2 separate regions of the Homo sapiens genome follow, and region 1 is linked to region 2. The links are chromatin contacts, found by Hi-C in ENCODE. All regions are on one chromosome and are shown on one strand. Each heading gives the region's core, a stretch centred on a gene start or an enhancer-like site at or near the end of the contact. The rest is flanking DNA. Distances are from core to core; before and after follow the strand shown. Region 1 overlaps MAPKAP1 (MAPK associated protein 1). Region 2 overlaps GAPVD1 (GTPase activating protein and VPS9 domains 1).

Region 1 (4,502 bases), core at 121-2,620, 300 kb before region 2:
GTGGGCTAAGGCGTGTCAAATAGCGATATGGATAAAGAAACCCAGCATTTTAAACTGTCAGAGCTGGGAGCAAGGCTAGCCTGAGAACAAATTAATCACATATTGTCAAGGCAAAGTTGCATCAAATTAACACATCGGATTCCAGCATATTAATGTCAGAATGCTTTCACCTGATTATTACTGCAAACCATTGCCACTCTTTGAATGCAAAGATATAATTAAATTGCTAAATAGAAAGTGCATATAATATCTCCACATGCATTTAGGATGCATGAGCTGAAAAGTGCACATCCTAGGAAGTGACAGATTCTATTTGTAGGGGAGAAACTTTACTTTTTTTCCCCTTTTATTTACTTGAGAGTACTAGAGTATGAAATTAGAAAAGTTAGTTATGTTATTCATATTCTATATGAATTAGATGAAATACAGGTTTAATTTAACTGATTTGCTACACTGACTATGAGTACATAATTACCTCTGCATTTTTCTGGAAGAGAAATGGGACAATGTTGCAAAATAGTACTTTGCATCAAAATTGCCCATTACACATAATCCTGGTGGTGGATTCGTCATCAGAAAGTGCTTAGGAGAAACTAGATTGGCCATTCTGACAACTGTCTTTTATGTAAGGATTACTTTCTGTCTCAGCTTAATCTAATATGTGTTCTATTATATTTAAAATAAGAATTCAGGCAGAAGCCCAGCTGTGGTTGACCTTTTGGCTCAAGGAGGCAGCCCAGCAGGAAGAACTTGCTTTTTATTAGTCCCTGTTTGTCCCAGGTGATACTTGGGCCAGGCTTTCTGACTTGCTGTCTTTGTTATCCACAATCAGCCTTGCTGTCCCTGTTACTCACACTTAGATTTGGCTACTCTCCCTGTGTCCTCTACCAAGCTCTGTTGGCGCTGTGCATTGAAATCTTCCTTAAATCTCACTTCTTTCATGAAGTCTCCTTCAGCAACTCACACTTCATAGACTTCTCTTTTCAGCTTTGGGATTGAGCGGTCTTGCATTTACAACAGCTCACTTAGCAGAGCTAAAGGGCTTGTAAATTCAAAAAAGGGAAGTAGTGATTGCTAGGAGCCACCATGGGTTTCCTCAGAACCAAGCAGGGCAGAACAAGCCCATTTCTTTCTTGGATAGGGTTGTTAGCTAGATAGAGGGCTGTGGTTAAAATTCTTTGTTCTGAATTTCAGTAAAGCATCAATTTTTGCATAGTATTCTTGCACGCAAGCTGGAGATATTCTCCAGTCACATTGTGGTCAGGTGGACTTTGCACCTGGCTGAGAGACGAGGCACAGAGTGGTGATTAATGGATTTATGTCAAACTGGAGAGCTATCTTTCGTGGCAAGCTGTAGGTCTCTTGTGTGTTCATTGCTGTCAGGGACCTGAATGAGAACATTGATGATAGGCTGATGACACTTGTGGAAGGCAGAAGGCTGGGAAGAATAGCAGGCATGTGCAGTGACAAAGTCAGGGACTAAAGTGGTCTTGACACACCAAAATGATACTTGCACTTAAGTCATAAGATGCAGTCATTTGTGTATGGGGGTGGCAGTGGAAAAGGGGAAGAGGAAGATGAGGTTTAACCAAGTAGCACATGAAAGAAAAGGTTTAGGGTCATGGTTAATTGTAACCTCAGTATGATTCAGCAGAGCCAGGTAGTTAGAAGGAAAACTCATGCATTCATTTCTCAAATATTTCTTGAGTGCCTGTATGTGCCAGGGACTTGACTAATGCTGAGGATACAATAGTGAATGAGATAGTCCCTAATTTAATGGTATGTGTAATCTTGTAGGGAAGTCAGACAATTATAATATAGCATAATAAATGCTATGAGAGGAAAAGTTTAGTATGGTGAGTTTCTTCTTTTTTTTTTTTCTTTGAGACGGAGTCTTGCTCTGTCACCCAGGCTGGAGTGCAGTGGCGTGATCTCAGCTCACTGCAGGCTCTTCCTCCTGGGTTCAAGTGATTCTTCTGCCTCAGCCTCCCAGGTAGCTGGGACTACAGGCATGTGCCACCATGCCTGGCTAATTTTTTTGTATTTTTAGTAGAGATGGAGTTTCACCATGTTGGCCAGGCTGGTCTTGAACTCCTTACCTCAAGGGATCTGCCCGCCTCGGCCTTGCAAAGTGCTGGGATTACAGACATGAGCCACCACGCCTGGCCTAGTATGGTGAGTTTCTTAGAGGAAGGACACCTGGCCTGGGCTTCGCATGGGAGAATATCAGGGAAGACTCCTTAGATGACCCCTAAGCCAAGCCTTGAAGGATGGGAGGAGGTTAGGCAGGAGGCTTCTAGGTAGGTGAAGTGCTGGTGTAAACATCTGAGGTGAGAGATGCTGGTAAATTCTGGGCAATGAAAGTAGTAGGGTATGACTGGAATGTGGAGGCTGAGAGCAGAGGAGGTGAGAGACGAGGCTTGATCAAGAAGAGTTTTGATTTGCTCCTGCTAGTTGTATTTGGAGCAGGAAACTGACATCCTTACGTCTGAATAAATCACCATGGCTGTGGTTAGCAAAAGTAGGGAATTTAGTGTGGTGAGGTATAGTAAGTTCTGTACAACAGACATTTACAACTATAAGTGTCTATTCAGACAAGTGCCACAAGGAGGTGGTAGAGACTAGGAACCGGGTGGGGCATATGAGTTGGGCTTTACAGAATCCATCCAGAGAAGATGTGAACATTGCCTGAAAATAGTAGAAGGGTTCTTGGGTAGAAGATGCTCTGCATGGCTCTGCCAGGCTGGACAGAGCAAAGGCAGTTGTCTTCATTCATTTTATGTTGCTATAACAAAATGCTGGAGACTGAGTAGTTTATAAAACAAAAAGGTTTTTATGGTTCACAATTCTGATGGCTGGAAAGTTCGAGATTGGGCATCTGCACCTGGTGAGGGCCTCAGGCTGCTTTTACTCATTAAGGAAGGCAGATGGGGAGCTGGGGAATGCAGAGATCACATGGTGAGAGAGGAAGAAGGACACGGGGAGGTATCAGGCTTTTTTTTTTTTTTTGAGACAGGATCTCACTGTATCACCTAGGCTGGAGTGCAGTGGTGTGATGACAGCTTGCTGCAGCTTCAGACTCTTGGGCTCAAGCAGTCCTTCTGCCTCAGCCTCTCAGGTAGCTGGGACCACAGGTGCATGCCACCATGCCCAGCTAATTTTTAAAAATTATTTTTTGTAGAGATGGCGTCTCCCTTTGTTTGTTGCCCAGGCTGGTCTCAAACTCCTGGGCTCAAGTGATCAACCCAACCTCTTTTTAATAAGCAGCTGTCTCTGGAACTAATAGAGTAAGAACTCACTTCTCAGGGAAGGTATTAATTTATTCATGAGGGATCTGCCTCCATGATCCAAACACCTCCCATTAGGCCCCATTTCCAACATTTGGGATCAGATTTCAACATAAGGTTTGAAGAGGACAAACATCCAAACCATAGCAGAGGTGTTAATCATCTTTCCATGATTAAGGGTTCAGTGTTGGCTGTTTGTGTCCTAACTCCCTAGACTTGCATTGACATACCAGGGCTGCTGCACTGCTTTGGGCCAAAGATTTCCTCATCTGTAAAATAATAAACCATACAATATGTGAAGGCCAGAGATAGTGTTTTACAAAGCACCTGGTATGGACTTGTGCTGAGTAGGAATCTAGCCAGTTATTGTAGAATCGAGTTATTGGAGGCTGGGCATGGTGGCTGATGCCTGTAATCCCAGAAGTTTGGGCGGCTGAGACTGGGGAATCACTTGAGCCCAGGATTTCAAGACCAGCCTGGGCAACATAGGGAGGCCCTGTGTCTGCAAAAAGAAAAAAAAAAGAAATTAGCCAGGTGTGGTGGCACGCGCCTGTTGTCTCAGCTACTTGGGAGGCTGAGGCAGGAGGATCGGTTGAGCCGGGGAAGTCGAGGCTGCGGTGAGCTGTGATTATGCCACTGCACTCCAGCCTGGGTGACCGAGCGAGAGTTCCTGGACCCTTGACTGTCTCAGAGATTACTAGAGTTAGGTGTCACTGATTCCTGGCCTTGACTGTTATGTTTCTACTTTGTAGGGGTTCTAAGGCCTTAGTTGACCCTAGGCTCAGTGTCCCCTGCCTCTCAGTGCACTTCCATCCTACTTCCCCACATAGTTTGTGAGCTGAAGCATACAAACTAATTTTGATATTCATGTCATTTAAATATGTTTATAAATTGTGTGTTTACAAAAGCCACATTTATTATACTCCAAGGACATCTAAAAGTGACATTTTGTGTTATACATGGCCTTGTCTGCTTCGACTAGTATAGGTGTTTGGGAGTGAACCATGCCTGCATTTCCGTGTCTTCTTTTCTTTTTTATTTTTCAGTTAAAATTGTCAAAAAAACACATAAAATTTACCATCTTAACCAATGTTAAGTGTTCAATATGGTAGTAACTATATGTACGTTGCTGTCAACAGACCTCTCAAACTTCAGTCTTGCAAAACTGAAACTTTATGTCCATTGAACAACTTCCCTTTTCCTCTTGCCCCCAGC
Region 2 (5,006 bases), core at 705-3,204:
AATGTAATGCAGATACACAGTTACTTATATTTACATTCTGGTAGTTGACATTTAGTTGAAAGCAAAGATGCGTCTTCATAATCAGAAAAAAATGCAATGCATATGAAAAGACAAAGTACAAAACACTTTATATACATTTATAATAACCTGCACAAAAAAAAAATCCTCAGGATTACAGAATCTCAATTTCAACGTATTTCAAAAACACATTAAGCATGTTTTAGAGAGTCAAGTTCTCCCCTGTGATAAATCTAAATGTGTTTACCAAGCAAGCACTCAGTTTGAACTGTGTTGCTACTCTTATCCTGTCATGAGTTTGTGGAAGATACTAAATTCAATGATTCACACGGACTCTGATAATCACAGAAAATTGCTTTCAAAATAACTCAACACAGAGTCTGAAAGCACCTGCCATCACAGTCTATGCTATCTAACAGAGCATTTTCCCTTAATGGACAGAAAATGCCCTAAACTAATTTTCCATTTGACATTCTTAGCAATGTGATCACCTCATCTTTGTCAAATGTATAACTGGCTGGGCATGATGGCTCATGCCTGTAATTCCAGCACTTCGGGAGGCCAAGGTGGGCAGATCACCTGAGGTCAGTAGTTCAAGACCAGCCTGGCCAACATGGTGAAACCCTGTTTCTCTAAAAATACAAAAATTACCCGGCATGGTGGGGCATGTCTGTAATCCCAGCTACTCAGGAGGCTGAGGCGAGAAGACTGCTTGAACCCAGGAGGCAGAGGTTGCAGTAAGTTGGGATCGCGCCACAGCACTCCAGCCTGGGTAAAAGAGCAAGACTCCATCTCCATTAAAAAAAAAAAAAAAGTGTATTTGACAAAATATACATAATACAGAGTTGGGATACCTTGCATTTAATTAAAACTTCTGTATAAATGAAAAAGCAAACAATGACAGCATACTAACCTGAGTCACTTGGCAATACCTCTACACTCCAAGCTTCACTTGTTGTCTCTGATATGGTAGAACCAGTGCAGGGGTCAAGAAGCACTGACCCTGAACCTGGGAGGCACAGCAAACTGCCTAACATGTTCTCTGCTGCAGCACCTGTATAACCAGTGGGAAGCAAAGGGTTAACAAAGATCCTGGAGGAAAGTGCAGTGATAGTGGAGAAAAGCCAAACACTAGCTAACAAAATCTCCTGGCTGGGCGCGGTGGCTCACACCTGTAATCCCAGCACTTTGGGAGGCTGAGGCAGGCAGATCACTTGAGGCCAGGAGTTCAACACCAGCCTGGCCAACATGGCGAAACCCCGTCTCTACTGAAAATACAAAAATTAGCCAGGTATGGTGGCGTGCACCGGTAGTCTCAGCTACTTGGGAAGCTGAGGCACAAGAACCCGGGAGGCAGAGGTTGCAGGGGGTGCAGAGACTGCAGTGAGCCGAGGTCATGCCATTGCCCTCCAACCTGGTCAATGTGAGTGAGACCCTGTCTCAAAAATAAAAATGGCCGTGTCATTTTGGGACTTTGTCTCAAAAAAAAAAAAAAAACCACCAAATTCCTCTCTACCTACAAGAAAGAGGCCAAAGTAAGAATAACTTCAATCAAGCACACCACTAAAAACACAAGTTCCTACTTTGGTCACAATGGCACAATACCCTTTTCACCAGTTTCCTCCAGTTCACCTTTGACTCTCCATAGAGAAAACACACATCATTAAGTCAAGTAATTTCAACAGCTTTAGCTTTGATTTCTCAGCAAATTTTACAGGGGTCCTTAATATCGTTCTAAAATTTATAGCCCTACAAAGATTAAAAACACTGAGAGTTTAACCACAGAATGTTATGCTGGCCAAATATTTTTTCTTCCAGCATATTAGTCACTATTCAGGGCAATAAGATACATTCACAGGAAAATACACATCTTCATAGCACTCACTCAACTGCAAATACAGCTTATTGCGCAAATACAGCTAACTGCCAAGAACAATACCACTTTGGCATCTGGAACAAAGTAATGTAAAACCAATTAAGAAATCTATTTACACCTCTCCCTCTCCCTCTCCCTCTCCCCACGGTCTCCCTCTCATGCGGAGCCGAAGCTGGACTGTACTGCTGCCATCTTGGCTCACTGCAACCTCCCTGCCTGATTCTCCTGCCTCAGCCTGCCGAGTGCCTGCGACTGCAGGCACGCGCCGCCACGCCTGACTGGTTTTGGTGGAGACGGGGTTTCACTGTGTTGGCCGGGCGGTCTCCAGCCCCTAACCGCGAGTGATCCGCCAGCCTCGGCCTCCCGAGGTGAGCCCCCCTGCCCGGCCAGCCGCCCCGTCCGGGAGGGAGGTGGGGGGGGGGTCAGCCCCCTGCCCGGCCAGCCGCCTCGTCCGGGAGGTGAGGGGCGCCTCTGCCCGGCCGCCCCTACTGGGAAGTGAGGAGCCCCTCTGCCCGGCCACCACCCCGTCTGGGAGGTGTGCCCAACAGCTCATTGAGAACGGGCCAGGATGACAATGGCGGCTTTGTGGAATAGAAAGGCGGGAAAGGTGGGGAAAAGATTGAGAAATCGGATGGTTGCCCTGTCTGTGTAGAAAGAAGTAGACATGGGAGACTTTTCATTTTGTTCTGCACTAAGAAAAATTCTTCTGCCTTGGGATCCTGTTGATCTGTGACCTTACCCCCAACCCTGTGCTCTCTGAAACATGTGCTGTGTCCACTCAGGGTTAAATGGATTAAGGGCAGTGCAAGATGTGCTTTGTTAAACAGATGCTTGAAGGCAGCATGCTCCTTAAGAGTCATCACCACTCCCTAATCTCAAGTAATCAGGGACACAAACACTGCGGAAGGCCGCAGGGTCCTCTGCCTAGGAAAACCAGAGACCTTTGTTCACTTGTTTATCTGCTGACCTTCCCTCCACTATTGTCCCATGACCCTGCCAAATCCCCCTCTGTGAGAAACACCCAAGAATTATCAATAAAAAAATAAATTTAAAAAAAAAAAAAAAAAGAAATCTATTTGCACTACTTAAAAATACAAATCGAAAGTATTAAACATTATTATACGTCTGTGTTAAAAACACTGAAGTTCAAAAGGCTTCACTACTTTGGATTAAACCTAATAAAAGAATAATTCTACTTCAGGGCATGAAAAAAAATTAGAAAAAAAGTTACTAATAAAAGTTACCTTTTAAAGCTATATCATAAAATAATTAGAAATAAAATAATGTCTGGAACTTGCCTAAACATAATGAGGGGAGAGAAGAGGGTAGTGGATAGGAGAACAGATGAAAGAAAGCTGGCCATGTGGGTCTAACTCCTGAAACTGAGTGATGGGTACACTGGGTTCATGATACCACCATCTCTTGTATTTGTTTAAAATGTTCCATGATTTAGGCCGGGAGCAATGGCTCATGACTGTAATCCCAGCACTTTGGGAGGCCGAGGCGGATGGATCACTTGAGGTCAGGAGTTCGAGACCAGCCTGGCCAATATGGTGAAACCCCGTCTCTACTAAAAATACAAAAATTATCTGGGTGTGGTGGTGGGCACCTGCAGTCCCAGCTACTCGGGAGGCTGAGGCAGGAGAATCACTTAAACCAGGGAGGCAGAGGTTGCAGTGAGCTGAGATCGCACCACTGCAACTCCAGCCTGGGCGACAGAGTAAGACTCTATCTTAAATTAAAAAAACAAAAACAAAAAAAAACCTATTGGTTACTATGCTCACTACCTGGGTGGCAAAATCATCTGTACACCAAACCCCAGCAACATACAATTTGCTCTAACAATTTCCCATGTAACAAATCTGCACATGTACCCCCTGAACCTAAAATAAAAGTTGAAGAAAAATAAACATATCAATAAATTTTCCATGATTTAAAAACAAAATGAAGATGAGGGTTACAAGACTATATATCTTTCAGAACTCATAAAACAGTATCCAAAAAGGAGCGAATTTTAGTGTATATACATAGCACCTGAATAAACTTCACATTAAAAAAAAAGAAGGCAGGAGGATCACTTGAGCTCATTAGTTCAAGACCAGCCTGAGCAACAAAGCGAAATCCTGTCTCTATTTGAAAATAAATAAAAATGTAAGAAGAAGAAAAAGAAAAACCTGGTTACCCTTAGGAACTGAATTAACTCTTCCAGAAGTGAATTCATTTTTTTAGAGAACAGCAGTATCATATTGTTGTGAAAGATTTTATGGCTATAATCTATAAGAATTTTCATCTTAAGGTTAGGTGTTTGGCTTCAAACAGAGAATATACTAATTAGAGACAGACTAAGAACTTATACTATGCCCTGCAAACAACACTTGACCAGAAGCTAATTCAAAACACTGGTTTTTCTTTCTTTCTTTTTTTTTTTTGGGCAGCTGGGAGGAGGATGGGTAAGGGGTGGGATTAAATGTAGAAAGGAAAAACACTAGTTATATTTAAGTAAAGAAAAAAGTACCCAAATGCCTTGTTCCATACAGTTATAACAGTTTCCCAGATGGTGCTAACACACACAATGTTTGTCAGGGCACTGGTGCTCCCTCCCATGAAAGGTTGGTGGATTTGAATAACTAAACCGTGATATTTCAGAGACATTAAATGGCAGTTACCTGCAATTTCTTGCAAGCGATCTTCATCAATATTAGGGTCAAAGTCACTTCCCAAGACGTCTGTACTCCAGGTCTCACTCACTGTTTCTGATATGTCCCTATCATCTGTTAATCCCATCATGTCACGAATTTCAAACTTCCTTAGCTTATCATCAAGGTTATCCTGTGTTGTAGCTATCAAAAACAAAATTAAGCACTTTTAAAATAGTAGCACAGCTATGACTTTTTAATCAACTTTAAAGAATTTTATCTCCATGTTGGTCAGGCTGGTCTCGAACTCCCAATCTCAGGTGATCCGCCCGCCTCGGCCTCCCAAAGTGCTGGGATTACAGGCGTGAGCCACTGTGCCTGGCCTATCAATTCACTTCTTAATCTAGCATTTTGCATATGCCAACCACCTATCTCAGAATCTCCCAGGAAGTTTGCTAAAGAGGTGACATTTGTTC

Evidence for each region. A loop is a pair of places that touch in the nucleus more often than their neighbours do. Pooled maps may share reads with other maps.
Region 1: a map with no recorded cell type shows a loop between it and region 2 (5-fold over the local background). The contact joins two enhancer-like sites. A Hi-C loop is called at or near these places in 4 of 37 single-sample maps with no recorded cell type and 8 of 50 pooled maps.

What each region holds. Positions count from the first base shown.
Region 1 is chr9:125,629,604-125,634,105 of GRCh38, reverse strand. All of the region lies in intron 4 of MAPKAP1 (MAPK associated protein 1), which reads left to right. Among named protein-coding and RNA genes, the nearest start is that of MAPKAP1, 75 kb to the left of the region's middle. Within about 2 kb of position 1,370, at least 7 of the 41 ENCODE cell types and tissues checked have a DNase peak (open chromatin) inside an H3K27ac peak, as active enhancers do.
Region 2 is chr9:125,326,144-125,331,149 of GRCh38, reverse strand. It overlaps GAPVD1 (GTPase activating protein and VPS9 domains 1), which reads right to left. Exons shown (of 28, transcript NM_001282680.3): 12 at 4,561-4,734; 13 at 932-1,072. Among named protein-coding and RNA genes, the nearest start is that of GAPVD1, 67 kb to the right of the region's middle. Within about 2 kb of position 1,954, at least 4 of the 41 ENCODE cell types and tissues checked have a DNase peak (open chromatin) inside an H3K27ac peak, as active enhancers do.